Linked DNA regions of Homo sapiens: regions 1, 2 and 4 are each linked to region 3. A link is a loop called in an ENCODE intact Hi-C map of the cell type or tissue named here. Cell type or tissue: mammary epithelial cell. All regions are shown on one strand. Links, peaks and the distances in the headings refer to the core of each region. The heading gives the core; the rest is flanking DNA.

The links. Hi-C counts contacts between places; a loop is a spot of excess contacts. Peaks named below come from ENCODE experiments on the same cell type or tissue, not always from the same donor. Only the 100,000 strongest peaks of a DNase experiment are listed, where the experiment ranks them.
Region 1: it touches region 3 in a loop (14-fold over the local background); 10 of 110 quality-filtered maps call a loop at or near these places.
Region 2: a loop joins it to region 3, with 14 times the contacts of the local background. A loop is called at or near these places in 2 of 110 quality-filtered maps.
Region 4: it touches region 3 in a loop (25-fold over the local background); 13 of 110 quality-filtered maps call a loop at or near these places.

The regions. Positions count from the first base shown.
Region 1 is chrX:118,109,776-118,116,915 of GRCh38, reverse strand. It overlaps KLHL13 (kelch like family member 13), which reads left to right and starts at 106. Exons shown (of 8, transcript NM_001168302.2): 1 at 106-408. In mammary epithelial cell, for the core only: no CTCF peak of the experiment used is centred there; no DNase peak of the experiment used is centred there; H3K4me3 peaks cover 1,514 bases; H3K27ac peaks cover 1,208 bases.
Region 2 is chrX:118,176,586-118,184,470 of GRCh38, reverse strand. No RefSeq gene overlaps it. Among named protein-coding and RNA genes, the nearest start is that of KLHL13, 64 kb to the right of the region's middle. In mammary epithelial cell, for the core only: no CTCF peak of the experiment used is centred there; a DNase peak (open chromatin) is centred at 3,280.
Region 3 is chrX:117,992,710-118,000,594 of GRCh38, reverse strand. All of the region lies in intron 2 of KLHL13 (kelch like family member 13), which reads left to right. Among named protein-coding and RNA genes, the nearest start is that of KLHL13, 120 kb to the left of the region's middle. In mammary epithelial cell, for the core only: a CTCF peak has its summit at 3,489; DNase peaks (open chromatin) are centred at 3,474 and 3,984; H3K27ac peaks cover 1,250 bases.
Region 4 is chrX:118,251,509-118,259,393 of GRCh38, reverse strand. No RefSeq gene overlaps it. Among named protein-coding and RNA genes, the nearest start is that of WDR44, 91 kb to the left of the region's middle. In mammary epithelial cell, for the core only: a CTCF peak has its summit at 4,587 (motif pointing right); no DNase peak of the experiment used is centred there.

The sequences.
Region 1 (7,140 bases), core at 102-2,601, 120 kb before region 3:
CGGGGCCACCCCCGCCGCCATGTTTCCCCCGCCCGCGCGCTCCCCCCCCCACTGCCCCCTCCCTCCCCAACTGGGTTCCCGCCCCCCTCCCTCAGCAGCCCCCCCACACCCTGGTGAGGTCAGGCGGAGGCTCTGCCGCTGCGGCCGCAGTAGCTCAGCTCCTATTCCTGGGAAGCCTGGAACGGGGACTTTTGAAAATAACTGCAGCGGCATTCGGGTTAGGGTCCGTGCTCTCCGCCTGCGCCAGGACAGGGTGAAGTGGTCGGGGCGAGCAGAGGGTGCGAAGGTGCGGGTGCTGGTGCCTCGCAGCAGGAGGGAGCCCCGGCTGCGCCGCGCGACTCCCTCTTTGGCCCTCGGAGCGCAGCACCCGGCGGACAAGCGGCGGGACGCCAGGACGCGGCGAGCAAGGTGAGGCAGGGTCCTGAAGTCACAGGGGCTCCAGCAGCCGCTTCCCTGCCTTCGGACCCGGCGCTGCGCGGTGCGCGGCGAGGAGTTGCGATCTGTACCAGGGGCAGAGGAGCAGAGGAGCAGGGAAACAGCTTCATTTTGCCCGCCGCCCCCTCTTTTTCTCCCGCGTGCTGGTGCGCGCCCTCATCCTTACACCTTCGCATCCCTTTCTGCCGGTCCCTCTGGCTCCGTCGGACGCCTGGGTTCTTCTAGGACCCCAGAACCCGGCTTTCCTGTGCTTCTTTGTCATCTCTCCAAGATCTTCTCCTCTGGGCCTCGCTGTTGCTGCCCTGACGGTCTGGGGTCCCGCTGCCCGCCCCGGCCCTACTGTCTCTTGCCCTCTAACAGTTTCTGCTTTGTGCCTCCTAATCCATCTCTCCTTCAGAATCTTCTAACTTAGGAGGCTCCTCTGCTGGCTCCCAAGTCAGGAGCACACTCCTCTTCTTCCTCGAAGCTTTTAACTTAGCTCTGAATGTCTTCAGCTCTGAATATTTTGACTTTTTTGTTTGTTTGTTTGTTTAATTACAGTTGACTAATGATTTTCTTGGAGGCTTATAGTCTAGGCTACAGTTTACTGAAAGTGATGAGATCATTCCTTCACTAAATAGCCTTAGTAAATATCAACTAGGGAACTTTAAAGTTTCTTTCTAGGTTTCATTAACTTAGTCCAAGAACAATAGCCACTTAAAATGTATGTATATATGTTGGTACGCAATCTTCGTACATGGTCCTAAATCTGATTCTTCCCTGGCTGCTGAGCAGGCCTGAGAGAGAGGATTGGTGGGAATTGTGATGCCTGGCTCCATTTCTCTAATTGTAAACTAGGATGTTAATCGTTTTAATGTAGTCAGAGGACTTTAGTGGTTTGGGATAAAGTCGCTCAAGTTAGCATAGGCTGGTAACTAAGCACATTGAATGGAGACTAAGAGACGCTGGGATTTAAAACTGTCTCTGGAGGGCACCTGCTTTCTTTTTTTTGAAGCCACAGTTTCTTAACAGTAGATTTCATGTTTGTATAAACCCTCTAAAAGCAGCATATTTTAAAACCACGTAGTTACAAAAAAGACTACTCACTCTTAGCGATATCGCTTTCTCCCCATGTAGTTGTGGTGTTAGCTCCCATACTGAGGTTCATTTGCTCACTTTCATACTGCAATTAGTGTGTGAAGAAAGCTGAATGGAGAAGCACAAAGTGGAGGCAAATACCAGTGAACAAGCACATGCTGACATACGCAGCTGTGTTTTTGGAAATAGACTGTATCTAGTGTTCAAATTTAAAAACTGAGAAAAATGAAATAATTCAGCATTTATGACATCATTTTACATCTAAAAATATTAGCTCCCTTAACTGCAAGTTCTTATTAATATCCTCATACTTAACGGTAAAAGAGTTGTTTGCCTGATGTATGACCAAGTGTTGCCATTGACACAGTGTGCACTAATTGGCAGCAATCTCAGAAGAAACCAGGTTGTGAATGAAGATAATGGCTAAATTTCACTGTCCTGGTAGCACGTCTTATGGCAGTGAGATGAGAGTAGTTTCTGCTGCAACATCAAATGATGTATTTAAAAAACAGATAAATAAGAGCTTCAATTATTAAAAAGCCCAAGGTTTTCAATCTGCCATTTTTATAAGCACACTTCAAAAAGTGTAGTGTGATTATATAAGGCTCAGTTGATGTTCTGAAGAAAGTAGTTTTCACAAGAAAAGTAAGGCCTATTGCTTATCAATTTAGTTAGATAACTTGCAGATGATTTGTAGTTTCCCAATTGATTTGGTAAATTCCTGAGTTTACTTGAGGTTTATTAAAAAATGGAATGTAGTAGGGAAAGGGTACTTATTCTAATAGGCCCACTTTCTAAGTCTGTAATTTTCTTAGCAAACTATTCTCAAAATACATAAAAACTTACAACTTTTTCAAGGAAAAGAGTTTATACTATTTTCTTACTTTTTTCTTTTCATGCTTATTATTGATACAAAATCTAAGCTAAGATTGCTGCTAATGTGATTGCATAGTAAGACTATTTATATTTGCCAGGAAAAGAATAAAGGTGGATGAGTTAGCCATAAGCATTTTGCTCTGAATCTTCAATATGACTCAATATGTGTTTGATAGTCCATCTGGTACACCTAGAGGTTAGCAGACTGGATATTTCTGATATTACTAAATGTAACTGCACTTACTTATTGGATTATCTTCTTTCTCATTTTATGTACATTTCAAATTATGCTTCTTCATGTAATTTGACTTGCAGTAGTGAAATGAGACTGACCAATTTTCAAATTGTTTGATTTTTATTGATGTTTGATAAACCACTAAAACCTCTTGAAAATATTTTTTTCTTAAATCCACTGATTGAAACCGATGTATTTTTATTGCTATGAAATAATACAACAAATTTCCAGGAATTATTTCAGAAAATGTGGAAAGACTGTAGAGAAATGAATAGCCCTAGAGAAAATATCTCAAAATTATAAAAATGGCTTTCTCAAGTTACTGATATTCATAACAATCAGGTTTTTATGTATCATTCATTCATTTACTAATTCATTTTACAAAATCTACTGGGTACTTGTGTGCCAAGGCCCTGTGTTAGGCACAATGATAAACCTTATAAGGCATGATCTTTGCTCTTGTGGAGTATCACAGTGCTTATATTCTACCAGAGAATACAGACAATAAACGAGCAAACAAATGAAGAAGATCCTTATAGACTGTAGTAAGAGCAATGAAAATAAGTAGGGGAATATGATACAGATAGCTAGGAAGGGCCTACTTTAGTGTGGGAAGTCAGAAAAGGCCTTTCAGAGAAGATGATTGAGCAGAGACCTGAAAGAGAAGAGAGAATAGGCCTACCTTGTCAGGATCTGGGAGAACATTCCCGAGATAACATTCTTGCAGAGAGAAGAGTAAGAGCCAAGGCCTTGAGGGGGGAAAAAGAGACTTGGCGTTTTTGAAGAGCAGAAAGCAAGCCAGCATGGCGGATTAAAGAAGATGTTACAGAGCCTAGAAGCAGCTCAATAACCGATAAATAGGACTTGGAGGTCCTGAGAAAGAATTTGGGTTTGATTCTCAGAACAATAGGAAGCCACTGAAGAGTCTTTCCTGGGGAAGGTCATTGGCTTAAAAAAATTATCCAGGGAAATTTAAAAAAAAATGTTTTGCAGAGGATAAATAGAATGTCTACTCATTCAGTCATTTATATTAATACCTGAGAATAAAAAAAACTCTATGATCAGTATGCTAAATAATCATGTAATTCGGTTCCTCTACTCTGTTTAGGTAAGGGGATGGGGGAATGGGAACCCTGAGGTGAGTATGTTAAAAGGCAGTTTACTTTCCACTGTCACATTGTGACTTGTGCTACAAGGTAAGTTGTCACCAACTTTATTAAAAATCAGATCATTGTTCAACTTAAGAATTTATTTTTCAAAGAATGATATCTTATTTTCTCATGGAAATATGTTTCCTTTGGAAGGTTGGAAATTTTATTTTGTATAAAGGAATAACCTAGGTTTTAGAAAGGGCCTTTGGAATTTTAAGAAGGGCTTATCATTTTCTTTTACCTGTTGCCTCTCCAACATTTTCAAATGGCCATACCTTTATTCCTTGAGAGATTAGGGTTACTGTGTTTCCTGAGGCTTAAATGAATTTATTGCCCTAAGCCCTTCCTTGAAAGCAATCCAGCTTTGAGGTCTAGTTGGTCCCAAATAGGAATGCAGATGATTATTGACATTCCATAGGAGTAAATCCTAATATTGTGGGGGAATAACCTGCAAAATAACCTTCATCAGTGCCTGCAGGGTCAACTTGATTTGATCCCAGCCTACTTTCCCATATGTCCTTATTATTCCCTTTCACAAATCTCTATTGGTTTAAACTGATTTTCCCCAGTTTGGAACTTTTGTGCTTAGCATTATTCCTGGCATAGAGTACGTGCACAGTGGGTGCTTGTCAAATGGATGCCATGCCTTTCTTTTTTGTCATTTCAAATTCCAGGTCCTATTACACTATTCCCCATTGAACTAGATCTCCCCCTCTGAAGGTGAACAGCAGTCACACACTTGCCCTGTTGTGTCATAATTATGCTTATTTGATGCCTGGCCATCTCCCCACTTGCCTCTGGCTTCATGAAGGCGACCTAGACCTCATCCGGTTTGCTCATTGTTGTATTCTGAGCACCCAGCACATGGTATGCACTTTATAAATAGTTATTGAATAATGAATAAATACTGTCTTGTGATGTTTCTCCTATTAATTTTTTGATGTTAGATCATTTAATACTGTTTTACTTTTCACGTGTTTGGTGTTCCGAAGTGGTTTCTGAGAGAGGTTGTAGAGCATACTTGTTAAGAGCTCAAGCTCTGGAGCTAGGCCACCTAGGTTTCAATTCCAGCTAGGAGACTTAATAGTTGTGAGACACTGGGTGAGTCAGTAAACCTCCCTGTACCTCAGTTATCTCATATGTAAAAAAGGGGTAATAGAACTTGCCTCTTATGGTACTTGCAAAGATTACATGAATTAGCTAGGCCCACTTTTTCTTTTCTCTTTTTCTTTTTCTTTTTTTTAGACGGAGTCTCGCTCTCTCACTCTATCGTTCAGGCTGGAGTGCAGTGGCATGATCCCGGCTCACTGCAACCTCCGCCTCCTGGGTTCAAGCGGTTCTCCTACCTCAGCCTCCCGAGTAGCTGGGACTACAGGTGCGTGCCACCACGCCAGGCTAGTTTTTTGTATTTTTAGTAGAGACAGGGTTTCACCATGTTAGCCAGGATGGTCTCGATCTTCTGACCTCGTGATCCACCTGCCTCGGCCTCCCAAAGTGTTGGGATTACAGGCGTGAGCCACTGCTCCCGGCCTAACTTTTTATTTTTAGTGGAGACAGGGTTTCACCATGTTGGCGAGGCTGGTTTCAAACTCTTGACCTCAGGTGATCCACCCACCTCGGGCTCCCAAAGTGCTGGGATTGCAGGCATGAACCACCTCCCCCGGCCTAGGCCCACAATTTGTTTGCAATTTTTAAATTTCTAAAGCTCTGAAAACTGAAAAAGATTTTATTTGGTAACTTAGATGCCAAAACTCATGTGGTGGCAAAACCTGACTTAAACTGACATAGGGTATTTATAGTCTTTATTCTACTTAATGTTGATCTTTATTTTGTTTTGCTATAGAATTACTAATATGTTTATGGGGTTGCACCATAGACCCTAATGGTGTATTACATAACATATGGTATATAAAGTATATTTCCTGTCTAAAGGTCTGGACATTTCTAAATTCAGAAACACATCTGGCACCAAGATTTTTCGATGAGATTGTACACCTTGCAGTAAACTGCTTAAATCAGGGCCTTGCACATAGTATGTTGTTGCTGTGGGTGGTGGAGATTAGGGAGGTAAATAAACTACTTTATCTTTCCCAATAGCTTGCTCATAATAGTTACCATGTAAATATATACTGATTTACTCATGCAATAACTGTAAATAGAGGACTGGCTGTGTGGTTCTCATGTCATAGGAAAATAGATATGGCAGGGTCATGTAATTGAAATGAGCCAAGACTCGTCTGTTAGTACTCTCATCTGGTACCATTCAGAGCAGTTTAGTTTTTGTTTTTCTGTTGTTATTTAAACCAACCTATGCTTCTTTAGCACAAGAGAGTCTTTTGTGGGGGTGGGGGTAAGAAATTCAGTTAAGAACTTATTTAATGTGATTAGACACTTATTTTTTTGCAGTTGTTGAACATTTATTGAACTGCTAATGTGTATAGAAATCTGTATTAAGAGCAAGAGAAGGCCGGGCATGGTGGCTCACGCCTGTAATACCAGCACTTAAGGAGGCCGAGGCGGGCGGATGATAAGGTTAGGAGATCGAGACCATCCTGACCAACATGGTGAAACCCTGTCTCTACTAAAAATACAAAAATGAGCTGGGCGTGGTGACATGTGCCTGTAATCCCAGCTACTTGGGAGGCTGAGGCAGGAGAATCGCTTGAGACAGGGAGTTGGAGGTTTCAGTGAGCCAAGATCGTGCCACTGCACTCCAGCCTGGTGACAGAGCGAGACTCAGTTTCAAAAAAAAAAAAAAAAAAAAGAAAAAGAAATAGAAAAGTAGAAAAGAGAAAGGTAGAAAACAAATGAGACATGATTCCTGACCTTCCTTAGCCCCAGCGCCCTGCATGGTTACATGGGGACATGAGTGTGCGTTACAATTCTTTATTTTCCTCTGTAAACTTGACATCATTAAGATTAAAAACATGCAAAGGAAAACCCAAGAGTTAATTGAAAACTCTTCTTAGCGTCCATGATATGAATTGGGTTTTAATTATCCTAACACAACCCCCCTCAGTATTATCTTTATATAACATCTTGACAGCCTTTTCCTTTCTAACTAAACTAAAACAACATGGATTTTCTTGTTCTTTACCAATACACAATTGGTGTATTTTCTTTTGTTTTTGGTAGAGATGAGGTCTCACTATGTTGCCCAGGCTGGTGTTGAACCCCTGGCCTCAAGTGATCCTCATGCTGTGGCCTCCCAAAGTATTGGGATTACAGGCATGAGCCACTGTACCTGGCCTGTTTTTTTTTCCTTCGGTTTTGTGGGGTTGCCAGTAATTACATGTCTCAAAGGATTTTTTCTGCAGTTTTCTTGCAGTTGAAAACTAGTCCTTGAAACTATTCTGCCAATTCATT
Region 2 (7,885 bases), core at 2,269-4,768, 180 kb before region 3:
TGGTAGTTCTATTTTTAGTTCTTTGAGAAATCTCCATACTATTTTCCATAGAGGTTGTATTAATTTACATTCCCACTACAGTGTATAAACTTTCCCTTTTCTCCGCATCCTTGCCAACATCTGCTATTTGTTGTCAACTAGTTCTTTATTAGTGGACATTTGTTTCTAGTCCCTTGCTACTGCAAATAACACTGCCTCCAATGGCCTTGCACATATGCTATTTTGTATTTACTCAGTGTATCTTTGTGTAACATGAGTATAATTTTTAATGTGAGCTTCAGTTGAGCAAGACTATTTCCATGTTCTAGTGGCTGGTTACTAGTAAAAGCTCTTTGCTAATCTGGTGTTGATGAATTCTATCAAAGGAGAAATCCTGAAGATAGTAGATATTTTCACAAGTCAATTATTATTTACTGCCCCTCAACATTCCTTAAATACTTTATACTCATTTTGTCTCTGGACCTTTGCTCTTCTGCAACTCACTACCCTCAGAGTACATTCCCTCCTCCATGAATTCTAATTTGAATGTTTCCTACCTTTATGTCTCTGTTTCCTCTGACCTTTGGAAGTATTTAAAAACTTTTAAGTTTGTAGTTTGAATACTCGATAAATCTTTAAAACAATGCCTAGATAATTTTCCCTGCAATTAGGGTATACTGCCACTAGATGACAGCAGTATCTTGGTTTTGTTCTTATGGTCCAAACCCCAAAGCATAGGTAACCTGGACAAGTTTCTCTGAGCCTATTTCCTTATCTAAATTGAAGGGAATGAGTTGGGGGATTTCTGGTCTCTGTCCCTAATTTCTATGAGTCTAAATAATTTTCTAAATGTTTTCAGTTTTCTCTGACTGCTTTCATTTCCTGTTGTCAAGAGAGAAAAATGAGCTACAGGCCTTTCCTAGGCTGAGGGTATAATACTCAGTAGTTATCTCTAGTTGAAAAGAAGCCATTTTCCACGTTATTCTGATCAAAGAGTGAAAATTCTGCTTTTGCCCATCAGGCTTTTTCTTTTCTCTATCCCTCCCTCCCTCCCTTCCTTCCTTCCTTCTTTCCTTCCTTCCTTTCTTGTGCAGTGGCCCAATCTCAGCTCACTGCAACCTTCTCCTCCCAGGTTCAAGCGATTTTCCTGCCTCAGTCTCTGAGTAGCTGGGACTACAGGTGCCTGCTACCATGCCTTGCTAATGTTTGTATTCCTGTAGAGAGGGGGTTTCACCACATTGGCCAGGCTGGTCTCGAATTCCTGACCTCAAGTGATCTGCCCGCCTTGGCCTCCCAAAGTGCTGGGATTACAGGCGTGAGCCACTGCATCCGGCCCAGGCTTGTTTTTTTAGTAGCTGCTGGCTAGATATTATTTGAATCTATATTTGTTTCAGTTGATAATTTATTTACATATTCAACAAATATTTATTGAGGGTCTTTTAACGTGACTGACACCATTTGGTTGTTATTGGCTTTGTTCCTTTTGGTGTTGTTTTGTTTTTCAAGCAATATCTTGAGCTTAAAATCTGTTTTCTTTTTCTGGAGCTCATAATTATAAATACAAACAATTCCCAGAACAGAACTTCTAAGTAACAAATGTAAGCAATTTTCTAGATTAAACTATAAACTGGATTAATCATATTCCTTAAGTAGGTGGTAAGTGATTTAGCGGTTCACATACATCTTGAGTTAACAGACCAACAAAATTCAAAGAAAAAAAATAGACCGACCAGCAGTTGCCAATTTTTTTGTTATGCTAAGTGAGGATGTTAAAAAGAGACAACTGCCACAAAAAAATAAAGAACATTTCATTGCCAAGAAAAAAAAATGGAAAGGAAATACTCATAATAGACTTGTAATAAAGGAAAGTCTTTAAAACTGAATGTAAATTTAAAGTCATGAAACATTCCCTTCATTATCTTCTTGTTTGTCTTTAAATTTTGCCATGGACTTGTGAAAACATTGTCACAGACCAGTTGAAGTCTGTGGACTGGTGTTCGGGACTCACCATTTTAGGACGGGAACTGCATTTTATTCTGACTTGTGTTCTCACTGTGGTAGGCTCCAAGAAATAATTGACAAATTCAATAGAAGTCCATCTTGGAGTTAATGTGTTTTAACAAAAGCATTATTGTTTTAACTTAGGAGGTGATGTGTTATGCTCTGAATGAACTGTTGAAGTATAAATGGCTTTGTACACAGTTTAAGTATTTGTAGCCCAGATTTTACAGATGATGAGACACAGAAAGGTTAAATGAGTTAGTCCCCTCACTCGGTGAGTCAGTAAAAGAGACAAGAATAGAACAAGACTCTGGACTTTAAGGACCACATAATCACTTAATTACAATCAGAAATTGGAACAGATTAACTGTTTATGTGATTTGCAACAGTGTTGGCTGAATAATTACCCTAATGATGCAGCATGACTTTTCTAAGAAATATGCATGAATTTATACCCTAGTCCCAGGCTGAAATTAGCTTTATCCTCATTACACTTGGCTGCGGACTAAATTCACATTTTGCTCCAGCTATGGAGAAGAGGATGAATTTTAGCAACGGTCTTTCAAAGTCCCAATCTGTGAAGATGTACAGATACATGGGATCTTGACAATGAGTGATTTTCTCTGGCATCCTTGAAGCTCACTACTGCAAACTGGACTAATCTTAAAAGACTCTCTCAGCTCAGAGATCCTAGAATTCTATGATTTTCTACATCTTCTGACCTACAGGCCAATACTCAGAGTACACTAAATCAGGGATTGTCCATTTTAACAAGGTATTTCCAAAATGTCTTGAAATGTGTGAAGATTTTGTGTATATTCGTGTCCAAAGCCATGTTTTCATCAGGAGAATCACTGGGAAGATTTTGTTTTGTTTTAATTTTTGTTCTTTCTTTTATTTTTGGCACAAACATATGAAGAGTTTGCAGGGAAGTATGTTGGATCCCATGACATATTATTAGAAATAATATCATATTATTCTCTCTAATCCTAATCTAAGAATTCTATGAGGTTAAATTTTGTCCCTTTTTGAGAAGAGAAAGCTGAGTCTCAGAAAGGTGAAATTTCAAGTAGCTCTTGGAGGATGGTAGGGCTGTCAATAGACGGGTGTTAAGCAATGACTACCACCCCATCACCCAACCCAGTCTCTCCTCATCAGAGGATGTGGTCCCTTTAAGACTAGGAGGGGCTACCAGGGAAGACCTGAGCTAAAAATAAGGCCAAGATCCACAGACTTTGTTGGCATGGCCTTATTTCTTAGTCATTCTTTCTTTCTTTCTTTCTTTTTTTTTTAACCGTAATTTCCCTGGCATGAATCCCAGTCAGTTCGGCCTAGCAAGTGCCAGCCTCAGCTTGTATTTGCTCATGTCAGCTTGAGAATCCTTGGTCGCCATTTTATCCTGAACCTACCTACATATTCACTGCCAACTCTTAAAGCTATGTCTGCCTCATCCTAGCCCTGGGTTTTATATAGTTTCCATTAGGTTGAGGAGCATAATTGGTTATTTAACCCATATCTGTTCATTGACATTTATTTATGCACATCCATTCATTCAACATACATTCATTGAGTACCTATTAGTCACTGTGGTTGGCACTGAGGACAAAGCAGTGAAAAAGACAGTCATGGTCCCTGCACTCGCGGAGTTTAAAACTTAGCAAGGGAAATGGCCATTAATCTAATAATCACACTAATGAATATATAAATATAAACTGAGATGACTTCTCTGAAGGAAAGTTTACTTTGATTGGGGTGGAGGGTTGGGGTCAGGAAAGGTGTCTCTTATAAAGTGATCCTTGAGCTTAGATTTGTGGAAGAAGAAGTGATAGAGAAGATTCTAATGGGGCCATTAGAATGTGCCTGGAAGACCTCCTAAAATAGAAAGTGTAATTGACAGAGGGCCTCAGCTGCTGTGTTCTGGCACTTCCCATGGGCTGTCGCCTCCCATAACTGAGTACTGTGGAGAGAGTAAGACAGACTCATTCCTGGGCGACATGTGGACACCTTTGTTGGGCAAATTTGGCTCAAGAATTTGCAGAAGCTTCTTTAGTCTACACAATAGTCTAGGATGCTTCCACCCAACCTCCTCTTCCTCTCCCTCATTCAGGGTCAGACTTTCATCATAGCTCCCTCCTGATTTTCTTTCATACGGGCATTTCTCCTGATACCATCTTTCCATGTTTAATATGGTCTTGACATATACTCCTTGGAGGAACTGGAAAAACACAAGTGAAGTGGGTATTTTAGATGTAGGGAACAGTGTTTATTTCCAAGGGCCAGATACGACTTGCATGACCTGGTGTAATCCTGAAAAGAAGACCGAAAACTGTGAGGCTCCAAAAAAACTAATTGTTGATAGCTGTATGTGCAGGGCCGGATTATCAGGAATAAAGTCAAGAGAGGTGAGGGGTAGATGCTGTGGGCTGACAGTAAGCCCTGCCATCCCTTCTGCCATTCAAAGGCTAGGGAAAGGTCTCTGAGCGGTAGGCTTGGGGACACTGCTGTCTTTACCCGCCACCATCTTGCATTGCTTGCTCTGGTCTGCCTTTTTGGCCACAGCTGTTACTCTTTTGCTCCAGCTGAGTTGCTACAATTACCGAGTGAGGAAATACTGATAACAGAGAATTTAGAGTTCCAGGCTTTACTGCTTTCCTAAAGGTTATCTTAGTCAAAGCCTGCCTTTCAGCTTCCTAAGGTCTTTTTTTGTTTTTTGGTTTGAACTTTTCCACAAGTTCTTTGCCATATATTTTGTCTTTCTAAGCCTGAAATGTTTTCTTTTCTTCACTTAATTTAAATGCCCTTCAGCTTTCAACTCTCTACTTGAAGAGGCAGTGAGTGTTCTAGACAGAGTTCAAACTCAAAGTCAGATCAGAGATGAAACCCCAGCTCCATCTCTTTCTATATGTGAGTCTTTGGGCAAGTTATTTAATTTTTGATTCTAAATTTTGTTATTCATAAAATAGAGATATTGGGATTGCTGTGAGAATTACCTGTGAGAATTACACGAGTTATAGTATATAAAAGGGCCTGGTATTGGCACTCAGTAAGTGTTGGTTCCCTTTTAGCTCACTTCCACCCTTCCTCTTGGCATTCTTTACTTTTCTTCTCTCCTTGGATGCCTGGCTCTCACAGCAGATTTCCCCTTACCAAGACAATGAGAGCCCTGGGAGAGCTATTTCCTTTTAGATTTTTCCACGTCTTATTTATCTAAGCACAAATACGTCCTTTCCCTTATTCATTACCTTTCATTATTCAAAACTTTGGTGCATTCAAAACTCATGTAAAAGGATTCAACTCATCATAGAGATGGAGCTTACAGGGCAGCAGAATTTAAAAATGGAAAACTACTGATGATAAATAGAACTCATTCATTCATTCATTCACCAAATATTTCTTTTTTTCTTTTCTCTGTTTTTAGCAGTCCTTATCCCAACACTGAAATATTTAATTCTCTATTATGTCTCCACTGCATAGGGTATAAATGTTACAAGCTTTACTTTTTCAGGATAAATCACAGTATAGAGTAGGAGCAATGTAAAATTTGATATAAAATATCAGGGTTCCAGAAGATTCCTGGCCACATCCTATTATAAAGAATTGTTGCAGTACTTTCTCCTTAGTTCAGCTAAAACTGGGCTCTTGTCACATGACCAAGAAAGATTAGGCTCACCGACACATAGAAGGGTGAGGAAAATGGAATTTATTAGGCAAAAAGAAAAATAAAAAATAGCTCTTAGCGAAGCGAGAGAGAGTCCTGCTAGCAGGTTTCCTGCCTCACAGATTGAATCCCAGGTCACTACACAGGAACAGGAAAGGCCAGGCTCCTCCCACCTGCAAGGGGTGAGAACTTCCCGAGGCGCCACCCTATGCTCCCAGTGCGCAGGTGGTGGCCTTATTCAGAAAGAATCAGTTAGGAAAGGGTGGGCTTCATCCCAGTCCAGCAGTCCAGTTTTTCAGCCTTCAGGCTGTTTTAGGCTTGAAGGCGCAGTTTCTCTAGGGGACCCTTGGCTGTCTTCTGTCTCTATAAAGAATGTCCTACTGGTAGCTCGCTCTCTTGTTAGGCCCTAGTATCCCACCATGTTGTGGGGGGCTGCTCTTACTCCACAGCTTTTCCATTTCCTAGCTAGGGCAAGTTGCTTAACCTTGAAGACTTCATTTTTTTTTCATTTGTAAAATAGAGTGAATTAAAATATTTTCCCCACAGTGTTGTTATGAGGAGTAAATGAACTGACTTGTGTACAATGCTTAGCACAGTGTTTAGCACATAATGAGCACCCAATACCTGTCAGCCTATTGCGAACATTGTTATCAATGTTATTATTCAGGTGAAGTGAACCTAAGAGCTTGTAGGCCCAGATTTTGAATGTTCACACTATTTCCCCCTTTCATTTGGAGAAGTTAGAGGGGGAGACAAGTATGACTGCCCACTCTGTTACTTAGTATCTGTGAGATCTTCAGTAAGTCATATAATGTCACTGAACTACAACTTACAGATCTGCAAAATGAAGAGACTAATGGTCACTATTTCATAAGACTGTTAGGAAGATTGAATGAAGTAATGTGGAAAGGCACTTAGCCCCATGCCTGGAAGAACATAGTAAACATGCACTGGAAGTTAGCTATTAGAATTACACAGTTAATTTTTTACCATCTTCATCCTCTCTTCTTGCACTCTCTTTCCAGCTCCTATTTCTGGGGCTCTGTTCAGGGGAAGCAAAAATAATTTTGCACAAGAACAATCTCTTTATCCCGAGAAAGTTCTCCTTTCTACTTTGTTATGCAGGCAGTTAGACCCCTTTGACTAAATCTCCCCATTTCAGACTGTGCCTCAGGCTTTGACTTTATCACCAAAGCGTGTATAATGGTGTTGTACTAGACAGAAGAACAGCATCTCTCCTACTCCCTCCAGGTAAATTCTACTGCCCCCTTTCCCATGTGGAATATATATGTATATAAAAATTTTTAAAATTTTTTTTTTTATTTTTGAGACCGAGTCTTGCTCTGTCACCCTGGCTGGAGTGCAGTGGCGTGATCTCAGCTCACTGCAACCTCTGCCTCCTGGGTTCAAGCGATTCTCCTGTCTCAGCCTCCCAAGTAGCTGGGATTATAGGCACCCGCCACCACACCTGGCTAATTTTTGTATTTTTAGTAGAGACGGGGTTTCACCACGTTGGCCAGCCTGGTCTTGAACTCCTGACCTCCAGTGATCCACCCACTTCAGTCTCCCAAAGTGCTGGGATTACAGGTGTGAGCCACATGCCCGACCTAGATTTTATATACTTTTAAGAGCAGTTTTCCCTTCATGCAATACAATGGATCAGTAAAGATGAGATTTCAGGCGTCAGTCTCAGACCAAGAGGCCTCATTAACTACACTGTGAATTCTCCCCACCTTCACCAATTTCAATCTAGAAGCACCTCTGACCCATTAATGTCAAATGCAATGTGCTTAGCCTCCAGCAATCTCCACCAGTCTGTGTGAGGAGGCTTTGGCCTTCAGGCGCATTCATGCCATTCTGATGGACAGAAACCTTCTAGCCAGGCTGTGTGGGGAGAGAGGAGAAAAGTGTATATGTGGCAATGGGGGTGGGAGAAGAACAGAAATTACTGAATTATAAAGCACATACTTGCCAGGTTATAAGAAACATTAAACTAAATAGCCTGAACAGTCCATTTGCTGAAAAGACATTTAATTATTTCAGCAAGAACTAGTCAGAGATGAGAGCCCATAAAATAAGCAAAAAGACACTAGTATTTGATTTTAATGTCTTTCTATTTTGCCACAGGCCACAATTTAATTAAAATTCTGAATAGAAATTTTAAGACAACACATTCTCCTCCCTAGAAGCCAGACAATGAAGATAAAACATCCCCAATATCTTCCTGGAATTTTGGCCTTTTTAGCT
Region 3 (7,885 bases), core at 2,086-4,585:
ATAAAGTTGAGTATCCTATGTAGGACCCCAAAATGTTTTTGAAATTTCATTGGTCCACAAAATCCAAAACTTGGGAAACAGCTCTTGAAAGCTATTGAAGTGAGTATAACATTACTGTTACACTCATCCCTAGCCAATAATAATTTTCCTCTCTATTTTGTTTGCAAGGAAATACATTGCTGTTGGTTATAATCTTTGGATGTTGTAAAAATCTCCAAATATACTTTTAATCAAAGTAGATTGAAATTAAGTTTATCTTGTAGCAATTTTAGGACGCTGGGGCAGGAGAGAAGGTTGCAGCCTGAATCCATCCACAATTCCCAGTGATGGATTAGGATTCTGTGATAGGGATGGGTTCTAGCTTGACAAGTCCTCCCGGCTGCATTTGTTTGGCCAAATAGATTAGTGAGGAGATTGGTCTGTTTTGGGTAAGGGCAATAGTAAATACCTATGTGCACTTAGGTTAACTGATTAATCTTTGGCATTTGTAGCTTAGGTTTCTATCCATCAGATGGGGTTAACAGTTCCCATCTCACAAGTATGAAATGAGTTAGGAGCTATGGAAGTACTTTGACAATGAAGATCACATTAGCATATAAAATAATAATCTTAAAGAAGAAGTTATGTAGTATGAACTAATAGAATCAAAACAACACAGCTGCACAATTCTTGTCCTAGTAAATTTGTCTAGAAAGTAGACTTGGTAAAACAATTATTTGACCTAACTGGGCTATAATTTGGCTCTTGCTTAAAAACAGTATTTCTCCGTTCTATGTGCCAGTTATTTATTTATTGGCCCTCAGCTTCAGATTCACCATGTGTTGCCTGCTCTGTGAAAATGGACCTGAACCTTTTGTTTTCTATTTATTTATTTATTTATTTATTTTTAATAGATTTTTTAAATTATACTTTAAGTTTTAGGGTACATGTGCACAATGTGCAGGTTTGTTGCATATGTATACATGTGCCATGTTGGTGTGCTGCACCCATTAACTCGTCATTTACATTAGGTATATATCCTAATGCTATCCCTCCCCCATCTCCCCACCCCCCAGCAGGCCCTGGTGTGTGATGTTCCCCTTCCTGTGTCCATGTGTTCTCATTGTTCAATTCCCACCTATGAGTGAGAACATGCGGTATTTGGTTTTATGTCCTTGTGATAGTTTGCTGAGAATGATGGTTTCTAGCTTCATCCATGTCCCTACAAAGGACATGAACTCATCCTTTTTTATGGCTGCATAGTATTCCATGGTGTATATGTACCACATTTTCTTAATCCAGTCTCTCATTGTTGGACATTTGGGTTGGTTCCAAGTCTTTGCTATTGTGAGTAGTGCCGCAATAAGCATACGTGTGCATGCGTCTTTATAGCAGCATGATTTATAATCCTTTGGGTATATACCCAATAATGGGATGGCTGGGTCAAATGGTATTTCTAGTTCTAGATCCCTGAGGAACCTTTTGTTTTTATCTTTTTTTTGTTTTGAACCTTTTGAATGGTTGCTTCCATTACCACCTGACACTGAAGTTTTGTCAGTAGAGGGTGCTGGAAAGGCACATCAGGAAGGAAGTACTTTGACAATGGTGACCACTTTAACATATCAAATCATAATTTTGAGGAATAATTATATGGTACAAACTTGTATAGTATTTATATGTTCATATAGTTGTTTATATAAAATTTATATATTTATATAGTTGTTATATATAATATGTATAATTTACATAGCATTTATATGGTTTTGCTTCATGGTTCCCTGTGTGCTTGCTCAGCAGGCTGTTTTTTGAGCATCTTCACCAGTGCTCAGCTTCTTTACCCAGTGGTCAGTAGCTTCTCATGGTGCCCCCAGAGACAGTTTTATAGCAGAGTATTTCTGGTAGGACACTTTCCAGAAGGTGTATTTTGAGCATGTCACAAAGGGTGGGTTTCTGACAGATTCCAGCTAATGAGCACCACAGCAGCTTCTCTACCCTTCATTGTGCTGTGGCTGTGCCCTCTCCAATAATGTCTGGATCTCAGCCTTGAGCAGAAGTCACTTTCTTTGGTGCTCTTTCTCAGCCCTAGGGGTAGTTGCTCCTGATATCTGTGATTCTTTGATTCTTGTGTTTTTTTTTAGAATCTCTTTACTTATTACTAGCCAATTTCTCATTACTCCAATTTCCTGTTATTCCAACCCTCTGTCATAGTTAATAATTTCTTATGTACAACTCTCCCTGTTCAAATTACTATGCGGTTTCTCTCTCCTGAGTAGACCCAGACAGTTGCAACCAATTAAAGATCTCTCTGAGCCACCATGTATCACTGGCAAGCCAATTCTTCAGAGATGATATCGTTGTATCTGTAGTTGAAAAAATTCAAATATCTTTTAGGGAAATGTCTCAAAATCCAATGAAGTTTAGCTGTTCTTCCCATGGGGTTTCTGTGTACCTATGTATTTGTCTCTCTTTCTCTATCTTCATGTCCCACCACCTTAACTGTGAGTTCTCACTCTTCTCTCCTTCTCCATCTATTTGCCTTCATACACTTAGTTTCCAACCCCAGCATTGCTTTTGGCTTCCCTGCGTCTCAATTTCTGTCTTGGTGAGGCAGCGATATAAAAGATCATAAATTAATGAAATCAAGGACATGAAAGTGCTTTGTAATTAGTAGAGTACCATACAAAGTGGTGATATTACTTGTGTTTATTAAATAGTTTTCTCTTCTATGTTTTCAAATGTTCAATTATGTTTTATTTTAAGAGCTTTGTGGGTGCCTTCAGGGGTACTTACAAACTAGTAAAATAGATACATCAATACATAGAATTATTAGACAAGACTGAATGTGCTGGGTGCTAAAATAGGGGAACAAATGAGGAAACAGGAGCCCTGAAAATTAGAATTTAATTGTGGTCTGAGGATTCATGGATTATTTCCAAGGAGAATCATCTGACCTTGAAGGACCTTACCTGCAATTTATTAAATGTTTGTGGCACAAATGAGCCTTGCAATACGTACTTTACATATATTCTCATATTGAATCTTTACATTCATCCTTATATTCTTAAATTATTTTATGTCTTAGACTGATTTCAAAATATTTTGCTTGAAGACAGATTTTTGTTCATTTGTTTTATTTTTAATTGAAACTTACCTCCAGTTATGTGTGAAAACTCAGTGGCAGTAAAATCTACAAGATAGAACATTATGTTGCTTTTCAGGTATTTTCTATTTTCATATTCATTCATGGATACCTACATTTTAAAAGATGGTTGAACACTTTTCACCTGAGAACTAGAGTAAATATATGATAATCTCTATATTTAAAAAGGGAAACGTTTTGTTTAAAAATTGATGACTCAGTCTCTTTTTTTTTTTCCATAAGAGAGTGTGTCAGTAGGCTTCTAGGAGATGGCATACTTTATGAAAAAATGTAGCATACTATTTAAATTAGAGGTGGTTACGCTTTGAATGCAAAGTATCCTGTCAAATCACAGGATGAGTGCATCTCCCAGTGGAAGATGTTGCAAAGTGCAAGTGAGTATGAGTCTTCCCGAAAGCATTTGTCTTTATAGCTTGGATTCTATGAGATGCCCACCAAAGACACTTAATTTTTTATCTTAGAAAGTCAAGATGGATGAGTCTTCAGATTTATTAGGAACCCTTCTTTAGTTTTGAATATTTTGTGATGAATCCATACTTTATCTTTTTGCAGATGAGATGGAAATGTCCTGTTTCTTTGGCAAATAATATGTGAGCATAGCACATGTAGCTTTTTTTTTTTTTTTAAATAGGCTATGATTTGATCAGTGTTTTCTGAAGTATTATGTGCGTGCTACTGGTGGTATATGTACCCGTAGAAATAGACAGACTAACACAATTTGAATATATTTGTTACTTATTTTAACGCTGATTAGGAAAAAAAGCCTGGTATATCACACTTGTCATTTCTTAGATACTACTGAAGTTAAGACTATGCAGGTAAAAACACCTCACCCAGACCAAGTGAATTACTGGTGCAGTGTTCAGGCATGCCCAAGAATGTATTGCTGCATTCTTTTCATAGATACAGCAACACTCTACCAGAAAATAGTAGTATTTAAATATACAAAGTATTTATAACATACATAATTGCAAATTGGAATCGGTTCTATGCTCTTTTTTTGTTTTGTTGTTGAGGTCAGTATGGATCAATGGATAAAAATTGAATTTTTAAAATGTAAAGGTGCAGACTGTGAGGGAAATCTTATTAGGGGATGATTTTGATGAAGTTAGTCATGTAGCTTTAGACAAACTTGAAGACCAAATTTAGCAAACTGTCTGAATCATCTGCTACTGTTACAGAAGGACCAACTGCAAAGAAAACAACTATCACACAAATTTGATGAAAGTATTTGAAATTTGTATTTTCATAAGTATGATGAGAATGAACCTCTTTCCTTGTATGTCAGATGTGTAGAGACACACATTCTGGTGTGAAACCTTTCAATCCTGTGCTTTTTTGAAACACAAAGTGTGCTATACAAAGTCCACCTGAGAGGTTCCTTAAAAAGTTGAACATAGAGTTATCATATGTTCACCCAGAAATTCAGAAACTCCTAGGTGCATATCCCCCCAAATTAAAAACTAGTACTCAAACAAATGTACACCCATGTGCAGGGAGGGACTATTCACAATACCCAAAGGTGGAAAGAGCTCAAATGCCCATTAACTGATGGATGGGTAAATAAATTGTGGTATGTACATATAATGGAATACTCAGCCATATAGTATATTAGAAGTATCAGTACTTCTAATATACTAGTAAATGGTGGATGAGCCTCCAAAATATTATGTTAGTGAAAGGAGCCAAGCACAAATGATTAGATACTATATGATTCAATTTATGTGAAATACTAAAATAGATAAATCCATAGTGACAGAATGCAGATGCAAGGGGCTAGGGGCAGGGAGGAGAGAATGGGGAGCAACTGCTTAATGGGTATGGGTTTTATTTTGGAGTTGATTAAAATGTTTCACAACAAGATAGAAGGGGGTGGTTGCGCAACATTCTGAATGCACTGAATGCCACTGAATTGTTTACTTGATAGGTGCAGCAAACCACCATGGCACATGTATACTTATGTAACAAACCTGCACATTCTGCACATGTATCCTGGAACTTAAAGTAAAATAAAAAATTAAAAAAAAATCACTACTTTTATCTTATGTGGATTTCACCTCAGTATGGAAAAAATAAGACTTACCCAGTAGTGTGGTATGTGTGACATTTTATGGGGAATAGGATGATGTTAGGTTGTGCATAAGCATTTCTTATTACAGGAGTTAAGTATGTATTTTTACAATTGTCTTCTTTTTATGAGAAATTATTAGTTTCCTATTTGCAGTAATAAGTTTTCCTTTAAAGATAAATGTAAGTTTTAAAGAAAAAATAAGATGGTACTGATATGACACATGAAGGCAGTTCACAAATGAATGAAAAATGGCAGCTTCAAAGAGACATTTTGTTTTATGTTCAAGCCAACTAACTTTAATTTTTATTATGTTATTATTATAATTATTATTGTTTTAGAGACAGAGTCTCGCTCTATTGCCCAGGCTGGAGTGCAGTGGCACCATCATAGCTCATTGCAGCCTTGAACTCTATGACTCAAGTGATCCTCCCACCTCAGCGTCCCTCACAGGCATGTACCACTACTCCTTGCTATTTTTATTTTTTATTTTTTATACAGATGAAGTCTCACTATGTTGTCCAGGCTAGTCTTGAACTCTTCCCACTTCAGCTTCCCAAAGTGTTGGGATTACAGGCGTGAGCCACTGTGCCTGGCCAATTTTTAGTGAGAACATATTAGACACTAGTTGCTGTTTATGAAAGTTGAACGAGATGTGACTTTTGCCTTAGGAAAAACTTCCAACCTAAAGGTGATAAGCCAAATCTATAAATAATTCAAGGAAGAAGCTGAATGTGCCCAGTGAGACTGGAACAGAGGACAAACAGACTGAGGCCAAGACCAGGTACCTGTTTGGTTTGATTACCAGTACCATTTCAGAAAATGCTAGAATAGGCTTCTGGGTGTAGTGGCTCATGCCTGTAATCCCAGCACTTTGGGAAACCGAGGATGGAGGATTGCTTGAGACCTGGAGTTCAAGACCAGCCTGGGCAACATAGCGAGACCCCATCTCTAAAAAAATAAAAAAATTAGTGGGCATTGTGGCAAGCACCTGTAGTCTCAGCTACTCAGAAGACTAAGGTGGGAGGATCACTTGAGCCCAGGAGTTCGAGGCTGCAGTCACCTATAATCACACTACTGCACTCCAGCCTGGGTGACAGAACAAGACCCTGTCACTAAAAATGGGAAGGAAGGAAGGGAAGAAGGAAAGAAGGAAGAGGGGGAGGGAGGAAGATGCTAGGATATATAGGAAGAAATTAAACTAAACTCTATGTACAAGTGCAAACAAAACCCCAACTTAATATTGGCATTCGTGGTTGATGGAAAGATGGGAGTTGGTGGGAAACCATTTTAGAGCAAAATTTGCTTTTGAAATTAGAAACAGGGAGAAAAATTACTTAATAAATGCAGCAGGCCGGGCGTGGTGGCTCACGCCTGTAATCCCAGCACTTTGGGAGGCCGAGGTGGGTGGATCATCTGAGGTCGGGAGTTCGAGACCAGCCTGACCAACATGGAGAAACCCCGTCTCTACTACAAATACAAAATTAGCCGGGCGTGGTGGCACATGCCTGTAATCCCAGCTACTCAGGAGGCTGAGGCAGGAGAATTGCTTGAACCCAGGAGGCAGAGGTTGCAGTGAGCCGAGATCATGCCATTGTACTCCAGCCTGGGCAACAAGAGCGAAACTCCAACTAAAAAAAAAAAAAAAAAGCAACAGATAATGTAATCAAGTTTCATATACTGTGGTCCTTTTTGCCTCTACCTTTTTCTCTCTCAGTAACTTGGAAGTCCTCTGGGCTTCCTCTCTCCCTAAAAATCTCACATTTAAAGGTAGCATAGTAGAGGGCTTGAGAATATATGCTCTGGAGCTAGACTGCTTGGGTTCAAATTCCAGTTCCAATATTTACAGATCGTGTAACCTTAGTCATGTCACTTGATTTTTCTATGTATTTGTTTTATCTTCTGTAAAATGGGGATGTTAATAGTAACTGCATTATAAGGCTTTGGTAAGGATTAAATAAGTTAAATGATTAAATGTGGTAAGCATTTATAACACTGCTTGGCACATGGTAAGTGATCAAACAAATGTTAGCCATTATCATCATCTCCAGTCAGTAAATCCTGTCAATTTTGTCTCCTAAAAGTCTTTTTGAATGTCACCCACTACCACTGCCTTAGTTTAAGATCTTATGTTGTCACAATTGCAATTGTGCCTTAACTAGTCTTGCACCCGCACCCTCTCTCCTAACCATCCCCTCTGTCTCACTTGACTGCCTGACATACTCTTGCTTATTCTGAAATACTCAGCTCAGATGTCACCTCTGTGAAACTTTCCCTGATCCTCTGTGCTAGTCCACTTAGGGCTCTCCATGTGCACTTATATCCTTTGGAACATATCTCATTTATAGCATAGCTTATATAGTACTGTGACTGTAACTGATGTTCCGTGGGTTGTGTCCACCTTGAAGGTGAGAAACTGGGTTTACTTAGTTTTGAACTTCCACCCTAAACACAGCCCCTGGTACAAAGTAGATGCTTATTAAATGCTTGGGTGGATTATTGAATGGGCTCTGCCTGTAGAAAGCTAGTTTACAGTCTTCATTTGGGAAGCTAAGTTGAACACACCTAAGAATAAATAACTATGAACATTGTATAGTAACTGCTGAAAGAGTTTAGAAAGAAAAGGGGAGTGCTGGGGGTAATCAAATTATACTTCAAAAAGGTAGAGCTTGATTTAG
Region 4 (7,885 bases), core at 3,327-5,826, 260 kb before region 3:
ATTTTACTGAGAAAGAAAGAGAAAAGGAAGTAGCTAGAAGCCTGCACAAAGTAAAGGAAAGCTATTTTAAGGAAAGGAAAACCTGAGCAGATATAAGTAGGTAGAGGGGAAGAGATCAAGAGAGTGGGAGAAGTTGAAGGTAAAAGTTCCTGGGGGAGGTGGGAAGGATTGAAATTGAGAGTACAGACGTGAGTGGGAAAAGTAGGGAGTGGGTAGAGGGGTAGACATTAGCCCTAAACAGGAGGAGAGGTGTCCCTTCCTCCTATGGAAAGAAAGAGTGGATTACAGGTACAGGACAGTTTGAGGAGTGAAAAGGAAGTCAAGGACTTTCACTCTGTGTATCAACCATTTCTTACACACCAGTTCAGGATCCTCGTGGCATTATCGTCTCAGGGGCCCTTGGCTATTGCTTCAGTCTCAGCCTCTGCTTTTGAGTGGGCTCTGACTGACTTATGTGGGGGTTCACAGTCAGCTCTGCATTGCATGCCCACTCTGCCTTTGGCTGGGGTGCTGTTGCAGAGTGCAGCCTAGAGATGCAGGGGAATTAACACTGCCTCCCTTTAGCGCAAACCTTTGATTCATAAAAGATGGGGGCCAGGTGTGGTGGCTCATGCCTGTAATCCCAACACAGAGGTGAGAGGATCCCTTGAAGCCAGAGGTTCATGACCAGCCTGGGTAAAAATGTAAGACCCTCATCTCTACTAACAAAATGAAATAAAAGTAAAAGTTGGGCATGGTGTACATGCCTGTAGTCTCACCTACTTGGGAGGCTGAGGCATGAGGATTGCTTGATCCCCAAGAGTTCAAGGTTGTAGTGAGCCCTGATCACACCACTGCACTCCAGCCTGGGTAAATGACAGTGAGACTGTCTGAAAAAAAAAAAAAAAAGATTGGAACTGGACATTTAGTTCTCTTTCCATCTTGCTTGTCCACTGATCTGAGATTCAAGTCATGTTTATACTATCTGTCTGAAAATGGTCCCAGGGGCTTAAGCTTGATTACCAACGTACCTTTATATTGACTCTCATTCCTTCATCTTTCCCTTTTTCCTCCCTTCTGCTTCCCTGGGATTGCACTCTCTAATAACGTATTAAGCTGAACTATATGGTTTCCCTATTCAAAATGGTTGAACTTCAGCATTTTTTATGGTTCATCCAAACAGTAACACATAGCCATTGCTCTGCTTTCTGGGGAATCCAGGCTAAGAAACACTTAAAGGTCTTAGTGAAGGAGGAAATATAGTCACCAGCTAATCTGAGCTCTTATTCCTAGCTGTCATTTATTGAGCACCCGCTGGGTGTCAGGTACTGTGTTAATTGTTTTACATACGTTATCTCATTTAACATATAACTCGATATTATTCCCTGCACAAGCTCTCTTTTCTTGTCTGCTGCCTTGTGAGATGTGCCTTTCATGTTCCACTATGATTGTGAGGCCTCCTCAGCCACATGGAATTGTGAGTCCATTAAACCTCTTTGTTTTGTAAATTGCCCAGTCTTGGGTATGTCTTTATTAGCAGGATGAAAACGGACTAATACAGGTGGTTAGTGGGTACAAAAAATAGAAAGAATGACTAAGACCTGCTGTTTGATAGCACAATAGGGTGACTATAGTCAATAACTTAATTGACATTTAAAAATAACAAAAAGAGTGTAATTGGATTGTTAGTAACACAAAGGATAAATGCTTGAGGGGATAGATACCCCATTCTCCATGCTGGGATTATTATGTATTGCATGCCTGGATCAAAACATGTCATCTACCCCATAAATATATACACCTACTATGTACCCACAAAATTGAAAATAAAAATATAAACAAATAAAGGTTTTATTGGAACACAGCCATGCTTATTTGTTTATGTATAGTTTATGGCTGCTTTTAAGCCATGACCGTAGAGTCAGGTAGTTGCAACACAGCTGGTATGTTCCACAGAGTCTAAAATACTTACTCTCTGGTACTTTAAGAAAATATTTGGCTGAGTGCAGTAGCTCCTGCCTGTAATCCCAGTGCTTTTGGAGGCCAAGGTGGTAGGATCACTTAAACTTAGGAGTATGAGACCAGCCTGGGCAATACAGCAAGACTCCATCTCTAAAAAAGAAATTAGCCAGGCATGTTGGTGTTGTGTGTCTGTAGTCCTAGCTACTCAGGAGGTTGAGGTGGGAAGACTGCTTGAGTCCAGGACTTTGAGACTGCAGTGAGCTAGGCTCATGCCACTGCACTCCAGCCTGGGTGACAGAACAAGACCCTGTTTTGGGTGACAGAGCAAAACCCTGTCTCGAAAAGAAAAAAAAAAGGAAAGAAAAGAAAATGTTTGCCTACCTCTTCATTCATCCAATAAAAATTTATTGAGCTTTTACTACTCCTAACCTCTGGAGACACAACAATGAAGAAGCCAAATATGTTCCCTGGCAAACATATTTGGCTTCTTCATTGTTTAGAAAATGCAATGGGGGACTAAGGAGAATGGTAACACAACTCTCCCTAACCCTCATCCTTGCCCACTATGCACATTGTGCAAGAAAGACCAACCTTGATATGGCTGTGTGGGACATGGGGTTGCAGGGTAGAGAGCCAGCTTTCAGTTAGCAACAGGAGATGGAATGAGCATGGAGTGAGATGGGATGAGATGGAGGGAAGAAGTAGAAGACTTAGAAGTGGACTTTGTTTACAATGGAACAAGATTCAGATGGTGTAGTGGAAATGTTGGGAGAGAGAGGAGCAGCATGAAATTGGGTAGAGAAGGGCAGTAAAGAGGAGTGGCATCAAGAAAAATTGTTGGATGGTTGATGTCAGCCAGAGTTTGCAATCTGGGTGGTGCCCAAGGATCACAGGCACAAAAAGACAAGGAGGAATTTACCCAAGGTTCTCATTTGGATCATGCTGAGCTACTTCCAGATTGCCTCTAGTTTAGCAAGGAATTCCAAATTCAAAAGGCAAGATGCCATGGCAAGGTGGCTTCCAGGGCAGCCCTATGCCTCTCTAATTTCCATTTTTGGCAGTCTGAGAAAATTGTCACCTGGTAATTTTTGAATATAGAATACAATCCTGTTTTCCTCCTATTGGAATATTCATGGGTTTTATTTTCTGCCAGTGGAGTTACAAAGATTGTAAATTTCCTTTTTTTGTCACCTAGCTGGAGGGTATGCATATTGGTAGCTCTAATTTGAAGGTAGTGCATTAAAAAAAATCTAGAAGGCATCTTTAGGTCAGAGTCATCTCCTTCTTTCTTATGTATATTGAATAATATTCAGAACTATAAGTTCCATCAGGGCAGGGACCATATTTGGCTTCTTCATTGTTGTATCTCCACAGCTTAGGAGAAGTAAAAGCTCAATAAATTTTTGTTGGATGAATGAATGAGAAAAGGCTTTTGTGCCTTAATGGAATATGGCTTTGGTAGCAATGTTGAAAGTACTGTAAAATACTATTTAAGGTTTTCTATGAGAATTAGTGCTTGCCTGTGTGTGTGTGTGTGTGTGTGTGTGTGTGTGTACACACAAATGTTTTAGGAAAAATTCTGATTTTGATTGTATTAATATTGGTGGATTTTAAAGAATGTGTCATTTTCAACATGGTTTTAAATGAATGATGTTTGAGGAGGCTGGGGCTGAGATAGGGTGGGAGTTGGGGGAGAAGGCACAAGATAAATGGTGAAGAGACATAAAACCCAGGCTCTCAGCTACAAGACTTTTTACTGAAACTCCCAAACAGAATCATTGTCACAGTAGGGAAAGAACAAGGGCGGTAAGCTAGAGTTACAAATCTGTGATGACCATAAGATGAATAAAAATAGAACCAGGGGTCTTGTCTTGCCTTTGGCTATTTTTGAGAAAGAATGTGGACAAGATCCTAGCCTCAAGTTGTTTATTCTGAGAGAGATTATGTCCAATTTGAGTTACAGAGAAGCAGTATGGCATGGTGGTTTAGAGCCTGGGCTAGCTGACTTCAAGTCTGGCTCTACCACTTTGTGGCCTCGAGCAATTTATTTTCTCTAGGCCCCAGTTTTTTCATCTGCAAACTGGTTCTGATAATATTACCTACCCTATAGGGTTGTGTATTAAATTTATACACACATCACATCACATAGAGCAGCCTGTTACATAAGTACTCAGTTATTGTTAGCTATTATTATGTTTTGTATCAAGTTAAAAAGGCTCCAGTTGTTTTACTGGATTAAATGTAGCTTCTTATCCAATATCGAGTGTAGGAACCAAATGAAAGGTTTTGCTTAACCCATTTATGCCTAGTGTTTCATTATGGGAACACCAAGCTTGTGGTAGTTATATATATCCTACTGCTCAAGATCATTGCCAAGGTCTGATTTTGCACACAAAAATTTTGCAACCTCCTGCATAAATTCTTAGTTTTGTCCATTTTGGCATTTTAAGCATATTGTGGAAGAGGATTTACAGTTTGTTGAAGGATGTGATCTACATTTTTAACCCCTCTTCTCTATGAGTTTCTAGGATGATGATTCTAAAAATCTTGTGGGTGGAGTGAGAGACAAAAAGGGAAGACAGAAAATTGGGTTCAGAGAGTGTACTTAGTGGTATTTTCTTTGGTGCACTTCAAAATCTCACCACCGGGTGGAGCTCATTCCTTACTCTAGAATCACAAGCAGTTTCAACTTTTTAAGATGTGCAGGTGGAGGGAGAGTAATGAAAGCAGTTTAAAATTGATGGCTGTCTTGGTACACAAAAATCGTCCTTTTTTTTTTAAAAAAAAGAATGAAACTGTAAAAGTTTAAACTTTAAATATCTTGTAATAGAGAAATAATTGCCTCTAGAAAAATCAAAACATTTATTTGAAGATTTGATTCAAACAAAAATTATGAGAAATTCTTTTAAAAAAATCACACAAGCTAAAATGAGTTGAGTAATAAACCATATTACATATGAATATCTAATATGTTTGAATGTATGTATACAGACACACACATACACACACACACACACACACAAGCAGACACATCTCAATTTCCCCAAACTTTTCTCTCTCTCTCTCTTTCTCTCTCTCTCTTTTTGAAACAGGGTCTCTCTCTGCTGCCCAGGCTGGAGTGCAGTGGTGCGATCACAGCTCACTGCAGCCTTGAACTCCTGGGCTCAAGTTATCCTCCCACCTCAGCCTCCTGAGTAGCTGGGACTACAGGGGTGCCACTACACCCTGCTAAATTTTGTATTTTTTGTAGAGATGGGATCTTGTTATGTTGCCCAAGTTGACTTCAAACTCCTGGACTCAAATGATCTTCACACCTCAGCATTCCAAAGTGCTGGGATTACAAGTGTGAGCCACCATGCCCAGCCCCAAAATTTCTTAAGGGTCTCAAATTGATGTCTGAGTGTGCTTGTTCTGTGTGGAGGATTGGGGAGGTCCAGGTCAGATGCCTGAAGTTATTTACTTACATTTCCCCAATGTCTGTTCCAGGTATCTACATGGCTATGGGACTTAAATGGTGATGGGGATGATGGACCCACTTATACACCTTGTGGCCAGCACACAATGAGAGGGAGAATTCCAAATATTCTCACCTTTTTCAGGACCAAAGTTCTGGATCCTCTCATTCTGTGCCTACTGAGCCAAATCTAATTGCAAGAGGTGGCACAACATGAATGGGTGGAGTTACTCAAGGTCTTATTAGGAAATTCTTAGCTGAGGCAGAAGAAAGCATCATCAGGATGGTGGAATCATGGATAATTTTTTCATCTTTATTCCATTCTGTATTGGGTGCTCTGTATTTTTTAAATTTTTTCACGGAGGATAGAGTACTCACATAATCAAAATAAAGTAACTGGACTTCAATTTTGGAAGAACAAACAAAATAAGCACAGCTGAAATCTGGGTGAGATCCAAACCTCTGATCTTCGAGGGGAACCCAAAGTGTCACCAAAACTGAAGGAGGGGACACATATGGGTATTGAAATTGGGTTATGGAGCCAAGAGTCCAGATTCTAGGTGATGAGAGCAAGCATAAATAATTGATTGGAGAACAATGAGAACAGTGGCACTAGGTAATCTTGAACAATTGCTTAGAAAGAAAGGAATCTACCCCCTCAGGTAGAGCAAGGCTAAGCATTCCCAGAGTTGCCTGGGTGAAAGTCCTGACAAGTTCCGTGGTGTGCTTGAGGTGGACTCTGCTTCTGGTCCATAGCCCCTGAATTGCGGGTTGGAGGCCAGCACTCAAGTTTCTGGTCTGGGGTTGTTGGGCTGGGTCTGGACTGTGGAGTGGCAGGCAGAGTCTTGGTGGGTCAGAGGTAGGCCCCTCCCTTTTCCTGCAGTACTGGGAAATTATCAACAGGTGACATTGCAGGGTTATGGGTTTATCAGTAGCATTCCTGCATTCTCCATATTCTGGCATGCAATAATGTTATATTCATGACATATAACAGCCAAGAATGCTGCATAGTACTCCAGAGGGGTTCTCTGGTTGGTGGTTGATGTAGAGGAATCACTTCGGTTAGGGAGGACCTGGGTATATTCATCTGCTCAGTTCTCCCCTCTCCCCCAACCAAGGCCAGTTGTGAGTTCTGGTGTCTGTGAATGGCTATACTTGTAGAAGAAAACTGGGAAGTTTGCTGTCATCTTCTAGATTTTGGGTGGGTCTCCAGAGGAAGGGACAGTTTAAAAAAAAGAAAAAAAATAGAATTTGGATGGGGGGCATTGGTGTGTATGTTTAGAGAGAAGCACAGGTAAGTGGGCACGTTCATAGTTGTACTAGCAACTTTGCTTGGTTGTCATCAGTTTTGCCTAGAGTAAAGCTGCTTGGTTCCATCACTGCAATGTTTCCTCACAGTGCTTTAGTCCCAGGAGTAAGAAAAATTGGGCCTTTTTCTTTTTCTTTTTTTTTTTTTTTTTGAGGCAGAGTCTCGCTCCGTCGCTGAGGCTGTAGTGCAGTGGCGCGATCTCGGCTCACTGCAAGCTCCGCCTCCCAGGTTCACGCCATTCTCCTGCCTCAGCCTCCCAAGTAGCTGGGACTACAGGCGCCCGCCAACACGCCCAGCTAATTTTTTTGTATTTTTAGTAGAGACGGGGTTTCACCGTGTTAGCCAGGATGGTCTCGATCTCCTGACCTCGTGATCCGCCCGTCTCGGCCTCCCAAAGTGCTAGGATTACAGGCGTGAGCAGCCACCGCGCCCGGCCAATTGGGCCTCTTTCACATTCCGCAGGTGCAAAGCACTGGAAACCTGCCTGAGTTTCCCCTTCCTTGGTGTGTGTGTGTGTGTGTTTGTCAGTGAGGGGGAGAGAGAGAGAGTGAGCAAGTGGAGACAAAAGTCAAAGGAGCCAGCAGAATTGATATCTGGGCCAGAAAGCCAAGGTTAAAAAAATAATTATAAAGGAGGCACCATGATTGATAGGATTAGAGGCAGCTATCAAAGCTGGAGTACAAATTTAGGAATCTAAAAATATTCCTGAAGGAGACAAGAGAAGAAAACGGTGACAAAGAATTTAGATGATCAGGAATCTAAAGCACAGATTCTACCAACTAATATTTTTAAACCCTGTCTTTGGTGTTAGGCATGTTTTGTTCAGCATACACACCTTTTTTACTTAGTTGGATCTTTATAGCTCTGTTGTTTTAGCCAATTGCTCAGCTTGTTTGTTTCCATAACTCTACTCAAATTTTACAAGCAATGGAGCTTCATTAGATAAAATAATTGACAATGATGCTAGAGTCATCATTTTGCTTTCTTGCCATTGAAAAGTGCCTGTATCTATCAACTGGAAAAGAAAGATGTTGGGGCCTCGACTAATTTTTCTGTTTAGATGGGAAATGTCATGCCTTTATGTAATTGGCTTTATTTTGAAACACAGATTTTTCAGGCCAACTTTGTTTCTCTGACCCAGTTTTTCCCTTTCTTCTGTCACTTGGCTTCTTTAAAATATG